Linked DNA regions of Homo sapiens: region 2 is linked to region 1. Evidence: chromatin loops called from intact Hi-C (ENCODE). Cell type or tissue: right lobe of liver. All regions are shown on one strand.

Region 1 (5,000 bases):
TGATGTGTATGTGTGTGTGTGTGCACGCATGTGTGTGTGTGTGTATAAATGTGTAGTGTGTAGTGGTGAACCAGAACACACTTGGTAGGGGAGGGAAGTTGAGTTATGTTGGTAGTCAGGGAAGGCCTCCCTAAAGAGGTGACCTTTAAGCTGAAATCTTAATTACATGAAGGAGCTGTCCCTGTAAGGGTTTGGGAACACAGTGTCTGAAAGAATAGCCAAATGCTACGGCCCTGAGGTGGGACGAGTTTGGTGCGTTTGAGGTGCATTGGAGTGCCAGTAGGTTGGAATGCAGGACCTGAGGGGTGAGCCCTGTGAGATGAAGTTGAGAGGCAGCCAGTAGTCAGGAGGCACAGGTGTCCTGGCTCTAGTCCAGTCCTGTCTTGGTAGAGCAACACAAAATCAAGCTTGGAAGGTTTTTATGCCATCAGATGTCCAGAGGTGTTTCTTTGTTTATTTGTTTTTAACCTAGACTCAGTGTTGATCTACTTTACCCATAACTTGGGTAAATGAATATTTGCAAGAAAATGTCACCGAAGCTTGTAACTTAGACCCCACTCTTTTACCAGTTCCCCTCTGCCCCTTCAGAGGATCGCTTACAGTTTTAGAGTTCCTCATTTTTACTTTTAAATAATCAGTATTAATCATGCATGGGAGGAAGATTATCATGTTTTGAAATGATGACAGTTTTGATTTGACATGCTATTAGTTCGAAGGTTGTAAACAGTTGACATGTACAACACTGCCTCCCCAAATTTTATTTTAAGACATGGGGAGGCATCTCATGCTGGAGCTGCTGTAATTCTTTACTGATACTGCTTTTGTGTCTTCTTTCCCTTACTCTGTTGTTCTTCACCAGATTGAGAATGCCAGCGAGGTGCTCATCACTCCCTTGGAGAAGTTTCGAAAGGAACAGATCGGGGCTGCCAAGGTGAGAATTTTGCAAGCTTTGGTCTGGATTTTAGGGTGAGAGGTCTGGAAAACATAGCACCTTTCTTTAAAACAAAGTCTTCAGAAATGTCTTCAGAAAATCGAAGCCCACCTTCTTCAGAAAATCTTAGGCAGAAAACTCTATAGAGCCCAACTCATCGGTTCTTTACGGGTGACTGAAGTACGACCATCTGAGCCGTCAACCCCGGAGGGGCCATTCTGGTATTTTGTTACCTCATTGTTCTGTGCTTGTTCATAAATCATCCAAAGGTAGAAACCACACCTCATTTGTGTTATTATAATAGATAGCTGTGTGCTTAGACAATTGTCTTTATTGAACAATACATTTGTTTTCGTGGAATTGTATTTTGTGGAGGTCCAGGACTTGCAGCCTAAGCAGGGGTTACAAATTTGTGCCCTGTGGGTACAGGGACTTTCTTTAAAAGGAGGCAGCTGGTACTTAGGTTTAGCTGATTTTTGTTGGGTCTGGAAATGGGCCCTCTCTTGCTGATTCTTTAAATGTTTCAAGACAAACTGAAAAGCCAGTTTTATGTGAAATTTCTTGTTGGCAAATAATTTTAAAATATATATTACCCATTGTGCAGGTCAAAAAATGACATCTGCAGGCCTGCTTCAACCTGGAGATCACCGTTTGTTATCACTGACCTGGAGGGACTGTAGCCTAAGCTTGACTAATTCTAATGTGTTCTTGAGAGACTGCAAAGGGAATCCTGTTCCTTTTTAAAAGGTGGATTCTCCAGGGCTCCTTTGCCCTGTAATAAATCACTAGGAGGGCTGGGCGCAGTGGCTCATGCCTGTAATCCCAGCACTTTGGGAGGCCTAGGTGGGCAGATCACGAGGTCAGGAGTTCGAGACCAGGCTGGCCAATATGGCGAAACCCCGTCTCTACTAAAATAGAAAAATTAGCTGGGCATGGTGGTGGGTGCCTGTAGTTCCCAGCTACTCGGGAGGCTGAGGCAGGAGAATCGCTTGAACCCAGGAGGTGGAGGTTGCAGTGAGCCGAGATCGCGCCACTGACTGCAGCCTGGGCAACAGAGCAAGACTCCATGTCCAAAAAAAAAAAAATCACTAGGAAACTCTAGCTGGTTTGACCTTCGGTAGAGTGTTAGAGGCTACCTGCAGAGAAGATGTTTTCATTGGAATCAATGAAAGCAAAAAGATTTCCAACGTTTTCTTCCTGTTTTTCTGGAACTGTGAGTCAATTCAGCTGCGGTCTCTTACGCCACCTGCAGGGGCTTTTGGGCAACACCACCCTCTTACTTTGTGTGGATTTTGCTTAGTTGCAAAATGAGGTATTCCTCACCCCTACAACACACACACCCCTGAGTGCATCTGCTTTCTGGAAATAGATATGATTAGGGCCTGCAAAAGATGATGTTTAGTCAGGGTCTTTCAGAGGGATGGTTGATTACAGTTTGAAAGAGGGACTGTGGCAAAGACTTTCTCCCAGTTTTAGAGTATTTTCTACTAATTTTAGTTTACACATTTATGAGGAAGTGGGAGCTCACTGGTGCTGTATCAGAGATTAAGGAATGTATAATTTACACAAAGTCTTATTCCACTAAGAATTCATACAGACTGTGAACCAGTCCAGTGATGGCAGTTAATAAGCCGTGAGCGAATGCTCCCTCAGTTCCTGGCAGTGCAGGCCCTGCCCGCAGGGCTCCTCTTGGTGGCCTTGGGGCCTGTGCCTCCCCACTCTTGAACATGCTTGGCAGTGGCTTCCGGGGGTTATGCAGAGCTTGGAGACTGAGGCAGAGCAGAGCTGTTTGTTGAGTCATCTTTTCAGTAGTTACTTCTCCTTCTGAGCACAGATGCCTCTCTCTCTGGCCTCTTCTCTCACTGGCTTGAGGGTTACCATGGTTACCAAGGAGGTGAGGCAAGAGTCTGAGTGAGCTCCCTTTGGGCTTGATACCAGTGATCTTAATGATAGGAGGAGCTACTGTCCCCCGGGGCGGCGGCTGGGGGGTGGTATAGATGGTGACATACTAGAATAAAAGAATTTAAGTAGTCACTCACCAAAGCATGTTTCCCCTCATGCATATTCTATTCTCCTATTCATTAAACCATGAATAATTATTGATTATTAAATAACTTTTGGATGATCACTAAAGAAGAATTGTGATGACATTTGGGTGATGTCTCATCCTTCCCCATTTGTCATTTTTTCCTCCTGGCATGTCCTCCTTTGCATCACTCCACACACACATACATTTATATCATAACATTATGTAAATTTAAGAGACAACAAACAAGCAAACAACAGATCCACTTCTAGGCGACCCAGGGAGCAGTCTCAAGAACATCTCAGAGCCAGCAAGTGCTCTTCAGCTGGTTTGGGTATTGGCCAAGTGGAGGTTCTGAACTCTGTCTGTGCCATGCTAAAATTACTTTTTCCTCCTCCTCCACTCTCTGGTGCTGCTTCGGTTGCCATAACAGCCTGTTGGAGAGTGCACCATGTGAAGGCTGCCAGGGAGGAAGATTCTTGGGCATTCTTATGCTAATGTGCTACTCTGGAGTAGGGCACGACCCCTGGTGCTTGACATAACCATGGCCCTAAGTTTCTATTTCCAAGTTTGAGGAAATTATTTTTTCCTGTATTAGAGGTACATTTGGAATGCTGGACTCTAGAATAAGTATAACAGACATAAGAGAGTAGCGTAGAGAGTGGGTCTACAGCTAGACTGTCTGAATCCAAATCTCACTTCTGCCATTTGCATGTAGACTTGGGGAGGTTACTAAACCTCTTCATGCCTGTTTCCTGATCTCTAAAATGGGGGTAATAATAAAACTTGCCTCGTAGAGTTATTATGAAGAAGAAGTGAGTGAACTCCTATCAAATGCTTAAAACGGTGTCTGTCGTATAGCTACCTGAACATGAGAACAAGGTTGGTCATGTAGTCATTCAATGTTAGTGATTATATTAGATACACACAGTTCATTTGTTTAAAAAATATGTGAGAGCCTGCTCTGTGCCAGCACTGTTCTGTGCCCTGATATTTGGTGGAGAACAAGGCAGGCGTGGTTGCTGTGCTCATGAAGTAGCTGGGGTGAAAGACATCAGACAAAAAGATACAAATAAATGTCTAATTTCCAATTGTAGTAGGTTCTTGGGACGGTTACCTTCATGGCACACAGGACATGGAAAGCAGGTGTGTTCTTGATAAGAAGGAGGCAGGTTTAGGTGATGAGCTCACCACTGTCACCACCATTGCTGACATTTATTGAGCACTTTCCATGTGGTAGGCACCCTGCCAAGCACTGTATGTGGTTTATTTCATTTAACCCTAGAAATCCTTTGAGGAGGGGGTGTTCTTATTTTTATTTTGTTATATGGTCCTTGAGCTGAAAGAAGAAACCCGAGCAATTATCTAATCATCCTCAATTTATAGTTGAGGAAATTGAGTCCTGGAGAGGGATGGTGATTTGTTTCTAGCCAGTCCATATTGAGTTGGGAATAAATTTTAGGATTCTAACTCAATCCTTGACTTAACTACCCCACAGTAGACTCTCTGGAAGGTGAAAACCATCTTGTGTCCTGAGTAATGGACACACTCTCCCATCTTAAGAACATTATCTAAGCTGTAGTACTTTTTTGCTGCAGAGGTCTTATTGCTGTTTTCTCAGGACAGAAACGGCTTCCCTTTCTCCTTATTTTTTTCTCTAACTTTGGGTGTCCTCTTAAACATGGAATGTGGAGGCACAAGTTGCCAGAATGTCCCAGAATGCCAGTGACTCATGTTCCCTGGCCTTTTCTCACCTCTGGCCAGCTGGACTGTCTGGGACCAGGATTCTCCTTTTGGAGTTGCTGATAAGGCTGGTGGGAGCGGATACATGTGAGCAGCATTTGGAGTTGGAGCCCCAGTTCAAAGTTGCTGGTTTCACTAATGGAAAAGAATTGCTTGAGTCAAGTCTCTTGCCTGTACCCTCCTCAAATTTGAAGGAGTAATGTGTCCTCAGGCTTTTTCTTCATTTGCTGCTAAATGTTTAATTGTTCTTGTATGTGAACAGTCTTTTAAGCAAAACTCAGATTCATGGAAATGAGTATG
Region 2 (5,000 bases), 64 kb before region 1:
AAAATTGGAGGAAGAGTTGGAGTGTTTTGAAAGAGACCTGGAACAGGAAGGGAGCTGACATGAGAAGTTCCACTGCATTGCTTCAGAGATGATTTTTATCTTTTTTGTGTTGCCGGTGCTCAGTGGCTTAAATCTTCAGTACAACAAGGTGAGATAAACAAGTAAATAAGATTCTGGAAGTACTGACATGGTAGCTAGCTTGTGAGGCAGTGTAGTATGGTGACTAAGTGTACAGGCTCCGGAGTCCCACTAACCCGCATTCAGAACCTAGCTCTACTGCTCATCACCTGTGTGACCTTGAGCCAATTATTTAACCTCTCTGGGCTTCAGTTTCCCTATCTGTAAGATGGTAATGATGTTGGTACTTACCACACTGGTTGTTGTGACAATCAGATGAGATAATGCGTTAGTGCCTGTAGACAATGCTCAATAGTTATTAGCCAGTTATTAGCCTCTGCTCTTGTTATCAATGTAGGATGATTGAGAGGCTGTTTCCCTAGTCAGTTGGCTGGCTCCTGACTCAGGGATAGAGCAACATCATATTACTTACGGAATTACATGATTTTTATCTTTTAGAGACAGAGTCTTGCTCTGTCACCCAGGCTGGAGTGGGGTGGCATGATCTCGGCTCACTGCAACCTCTGCCTCCCGGGTTCAAGGGATTCCCCTGCCTCAGCCTCCCAAGTAGCTGGGATTACAGACCAGCGCTGCTACACCTGGCTAATTTTTGTATTTTTAGTAGAGATATGGTTTCACCATGTTGGCCAGTGTATTTTTAGTAGAGATATGGTTTCACCATGTTGGCCAGGCTGGTCTCAAACTCCTGACCTTAGGTGATCTGCATGCCTCGGCCTTCCAAAGTGCTGGGATTACCGGTGTGAACCACCATGCCTGGCCAGAATTACATAATTTTTATGCTTGCTTTTCTATTTCTATTTTAGCTATGAGAACTCACTTTAGTCTTTTTTAGAGAACAGCAGTTACACTGAAGGAGGACATTTCTTTTAAATGGAAAAGAGTATTTTTTAAGTTATATTTTGTGTTTTGTTATAAATCTAAGGTTGGTTAGTTTTATTGGTTAAAAAAGTTTGCTAAGTGATGAGGGTCATGGATTCTTATTCACTGCACACATTTATTGAGATGTCCCTGCCACCTTCTAGCACCTTCCCCTGCTTCCTTTGCAGTCTCCAACCACACTGGCTGTCAGCCCTGGTCCACCACAGGGCCTTTGCACAGGCTGTCCCCAGGACCTGGAGCACTTTTGCCACTTCCCCTTCTCACCACTTTCAGACTCATTCGAGCCTCACTTTCCCCGGCTAGCCTTCCTGGTCCATCTGTGCTACTGCTGCTCTTTTCTTCTTATTTTTTTGAGACCAGGTCTCACTCTATCACCCAGGTTGGAGTACAGTGGTACAATCATGGCTCACTGCAGCCTCAACCTCCTGGGCTCAAGTGATTCTCCCACCTTAGTCTCCTGAGTAGCTGGGACCACAGACATGCACCACCATGCTTATTGTTTTTTTTTTTTTAATTTTTGTAGAGATGAGGTCCCGATATGTTGCCTAGGCTGTCTCAAACTCCTGGGCTGAAGCCGTCCACCCGCCTGGGCCTTCCAGTGTATTGGGATTACAGGTGTGAACCATGGTGTCCAGCCCCTCTGTGCTTCTGTAGGACTCTGATTCTTTCCCTTCTACAGCATAGAGATATTGCTAACTGTACACTCATTTGGGTACAATTTGATTGAAGTTTGGCTCATCATTAGATGGAAAGCCCATGAGGGTAGGAACCATGTCTTTTTTTGTTTACCATCATATACTGAGCAGCTGAGAGCAACTTGGTGCATGATCGACACTGGATAAATATGTGTTGATGAGTGAATGGATATCATTTTGATGTAAAGAGTGTTAGGTACAGTGAAGGCTGCAGCGATAAAGCCTGCTCAATCTCTTCCCCTAAGGAGCATCTGGTATCATAGAGAACACAATTAAATAGTGCCATAGGAGGAGTACATGAGTGAAGCCACAATTCACAGGAGGATAGTCACTCTCCATTAGTGGAGAAGCAAAGGCATCTTGTAGGAGATGCCATGTGCGCCCTGGGCCTTGGAGAAAGAGGAGTTGAGTCAGAAGAAATAGGAAGAAGAGACACATGAGATGGAAAGAACTGTGTGAGCAAAGGCTTGTGAAGTGCAGTGTGGCTTCAGGGAATGGGAGTCACATGGTTTGGCTGGAGCCCAGCTGCCTTGCAGGGAAGCAGTGGGTGGTAAGTTGGAATGTATGTCACAGCCACATTGTGGCAGGCCTTCAGTGCCAGGCAAGTCATTTGGGGTTGGTTCGGAGGAAAAGATAGGGGGAAGGTGTGATCAGTCCTTGAGCAGAGGGTTAGTGTGATCAGCACTGTGCTCAAGAAGATAGTGTCCAGTGTGGTTTGCATGGAGTGTGGAGGCAGGAGCAGCGGGAGGGGGAGCAGGTAGGAGACAGAGTGTGGGAAGAAGAGGGCTTACGGAGAAACCTACAAGTGGGCTGTGTAGTGAGGAGAGAGAGCACGTGGATGGGGCTTGATCACTGACTAGATGCAGGAGCCAGGGCAGAGGGAGGGGACAGAGAGGGTGATGGGATTTTGCATCTTGGGCTTCTGAGACTTTAATGATTCTTTTAAATTAAGGAACTGGAAAACACTCAGCATGGTCCTGGAAGTGTGGGAAGTTCAGTAAATGTTAGTTCTCTCCCCAGTGCCAGAAATCAGGAACTCAGGCAGAGAAGCAGATGGGAGGGGAGGGGGAAGGTGGAGGTGCTGGCACTGTATTCAGGTGATGAGACCCAGCAGCTGGCTGGAAAGAGCAGGAGCAGAGTTGGCAAGGGACAGTGGCGAGTGCCACCTTCACAGAGTCATTGTTGAAAACAAGGGAGAGAGAAGAGGCTTGGGTAGAACCAGGGAACCATTCCCCTTTCAGGGTAAGAGGAGGAAAAGTGAGAGGCAAGTGCAGAACAGTCAGAGATAAAGGGGAAAGGCACTGAGAGGATGGTGCCTTGCAGTCCCGGGTTCATAAGACAGGTCTTCCTGCTGTAGAGGTGAAGGATAAGAGGGCTGTTGGTGGCCTGTGGGTGGGATTGGGTCTGGGGTCGGGCCTCGATTTCAGCCTGCCATCTTTGTTACTCACGTTCCCTGACCACAGACCTAATCCCCATCCCTGGGTGGCCATGTAGTAAGTGCCCACCTCTCATGAGGTGGTGTGGACACATCAGCTCAACTTCAGTGCTGGCCTCAGTGACTTGCCAGGAGCAGTCATTACATCTGTGCTCGCCAAATTGCACTGTTTGCCCCTGCTGCAGTGATGGTGGAGAGTGGTTGTATCAGCATTATTTTTATAGGACCAGCCATACTAATGTTGAAAAGCTCAGGAGACTTACTTAAAATTCCTGGACAGAACCTGAAATCTACTTGGAGTTTGGGGAATCAGAGTTTTAGTTGTGATTCATTTGTGAACTTTGACAGCTTTGTTGTCTTCTCTGAGCTTTAGGTTTTGGAAATGAGATATGAGTTATAGGGTGTCAGAACAGGTTCTGGGCTTGTATTTAAGGTTCTGCTTTCTCTTTCTTAGCATGTCATCCAGTCCTAACACCAGGAATGTAGTTTCTGTTCCAGTATTTGTTAGGAGTTGGGACAGCTTGGGTATTGGCAGGCTTCCTTGGTTCTGCCTGGCCTGGAAGTGTATCTTTCCTTCCACCGTGCCATGTGGGACCACAAAGGAGAATGCCATGTACCAATTATTGTAAAAAAAAAAAAAAAGTCACTCTGGTTTAACCCTCTGTGATCTGGGACCAAGCCAGGCTCCACTGGGCCTTGTTCTGGCCAGCCAAGCCATGCCCCGGTCAGGTGGCACAGCCTCTCCCCCAGCCTCTTACCTCTGCACACCCTTGTTTCTTGGTGCTGTGCCCATAGGTGTGGCATTGCTGGCTGGGGTCAGGGACTGACGGCACAGGAGACAGGGCTGCTGGAGGGAGGACCTTTTGGTGGCTGCACCGTCTGCTGTCACTCTGACAGTAGGTCTACTTGGGGTCTCTGTCCTGTCCTTTAATATCATTTAAAAAAGCAAGGTAGTGAGATGGCTCAGACTCTGGAGTTTGGATCCTTTATTTATTAGCTATATCACCTTGGAGATCACTTAATATTTCTGAGTCTTCATTTCCTCATGTATAAAATGAGGAAAATGACATTACCACCTTCATGGGGCTCTCAAGAAAAACAAAATGAGGTAACAATTGTAAAGAGCCCGATTCACATGCTAACATACACAGTAACTGTAAGCTGTGTTTGTCGTCATTGTTTCCCCACTATCAGCAGGAGGGAAGAGCTCCAGGTACCCTCCTGTTTGCTCCTTCTTGTGGCACCTCTCACCTGGAGTAATGTGGAGGGGACCCACATTAGAATGCCCCTTCCCTGACCCTATGATAAGGTTCAAGCCCTACCCTCTTTTGGGGTATATCTGGGAAGGGTGCTCACCCAGCTTCTAGCCTTCCTTCAACTCCACCTGGACATTGGAGCCAGAGCTGTGCAGCACAGTGAGTCTTAGGGGTGATTTGGTTGCAAGGAGAAACTGCCTGCTCAGACCAGCTAAAGAGAAGTTTATTGCTAGGTTACTGGGATGTCCCTGTGCCTACTTTTTCTCTAGGGCAGCTGGTGTCTCCTCTTACTTGCCTCTATGGACTGGTTTTCTGCCTCAGGAGGTCACCCTAGTCCAAGTCGAAAACATTCCTCAGTTTGCTTGTCTAACGTCAATTAACAAGTTCCTCTGTGCCCTAATTACAAATTCCCCTGAAGAAAAGCAGATTGGCCCCAGTAGGTCAGAGGTCAACCATGGTCCTTGCAGTGGGGAGTCTGGGCTGTGGGTGGGTGGGCATGTTTCATCTCACTGATGGGGTAGACAGGTCACAAAAAGGACACCTGGACAAGTCAGTCACACCCACAGGTGACATAATTTTCTGGCCTTCTGGCAGGAG

The links. A loop is a pair of places that touch in the nucleus more often than their neighbours do. Peaks named below come from ENCODE experiments on the same cell type or tissue, not always from the same donor. Only the 100,000 strongest peaks of a DNase experiment are listed, where the experiment ranks them.
Region 2: a loop joins it to region 1, with 2.5 times the contacts of the local background. A loop is called at or near these places in 25 of 110 quality-filtered maps.

Annotation. Positions count from the first base shown.
Region 1 is chr5:142,878,515-142,883,514 of GRCh38, forward strand. It overlaps ARHGAP26 (Rho GTPase activating protein 26), which reads left to right. Exons shown (of 23, transcript NM_001135608.3): 4 at 860-931. Among named protein-coding and RNA genes, the nearest start is that of ARHGAP26-AS1, 12 kb to the left of the region's middle. In right lobe of liver, a CTCF peak has its summit at 2,179; DNase peaks (open chromatin) are centred at 2,177, 2,816 and 4,717; H3K27ac peaks cover 1,594 bases.
Region 2 is chr5:142,814,444-142,819,443 of GRCh38, forward strand. All of the region lies in intron 1 of ARHGAP26 (Rho GTPase activating protein 26), which reads left to right. Among named protein-coding and RNA genes, the nearest start is that of ARHGAP26, 47 kb to the left of the region's middle. In right lobe of liver, no CTCF peak of the experiment used is centred here; DNase peaks (open chromatin) are centred at 2,228 and 3,828; H3K27ac peaks cover 4,042 bases.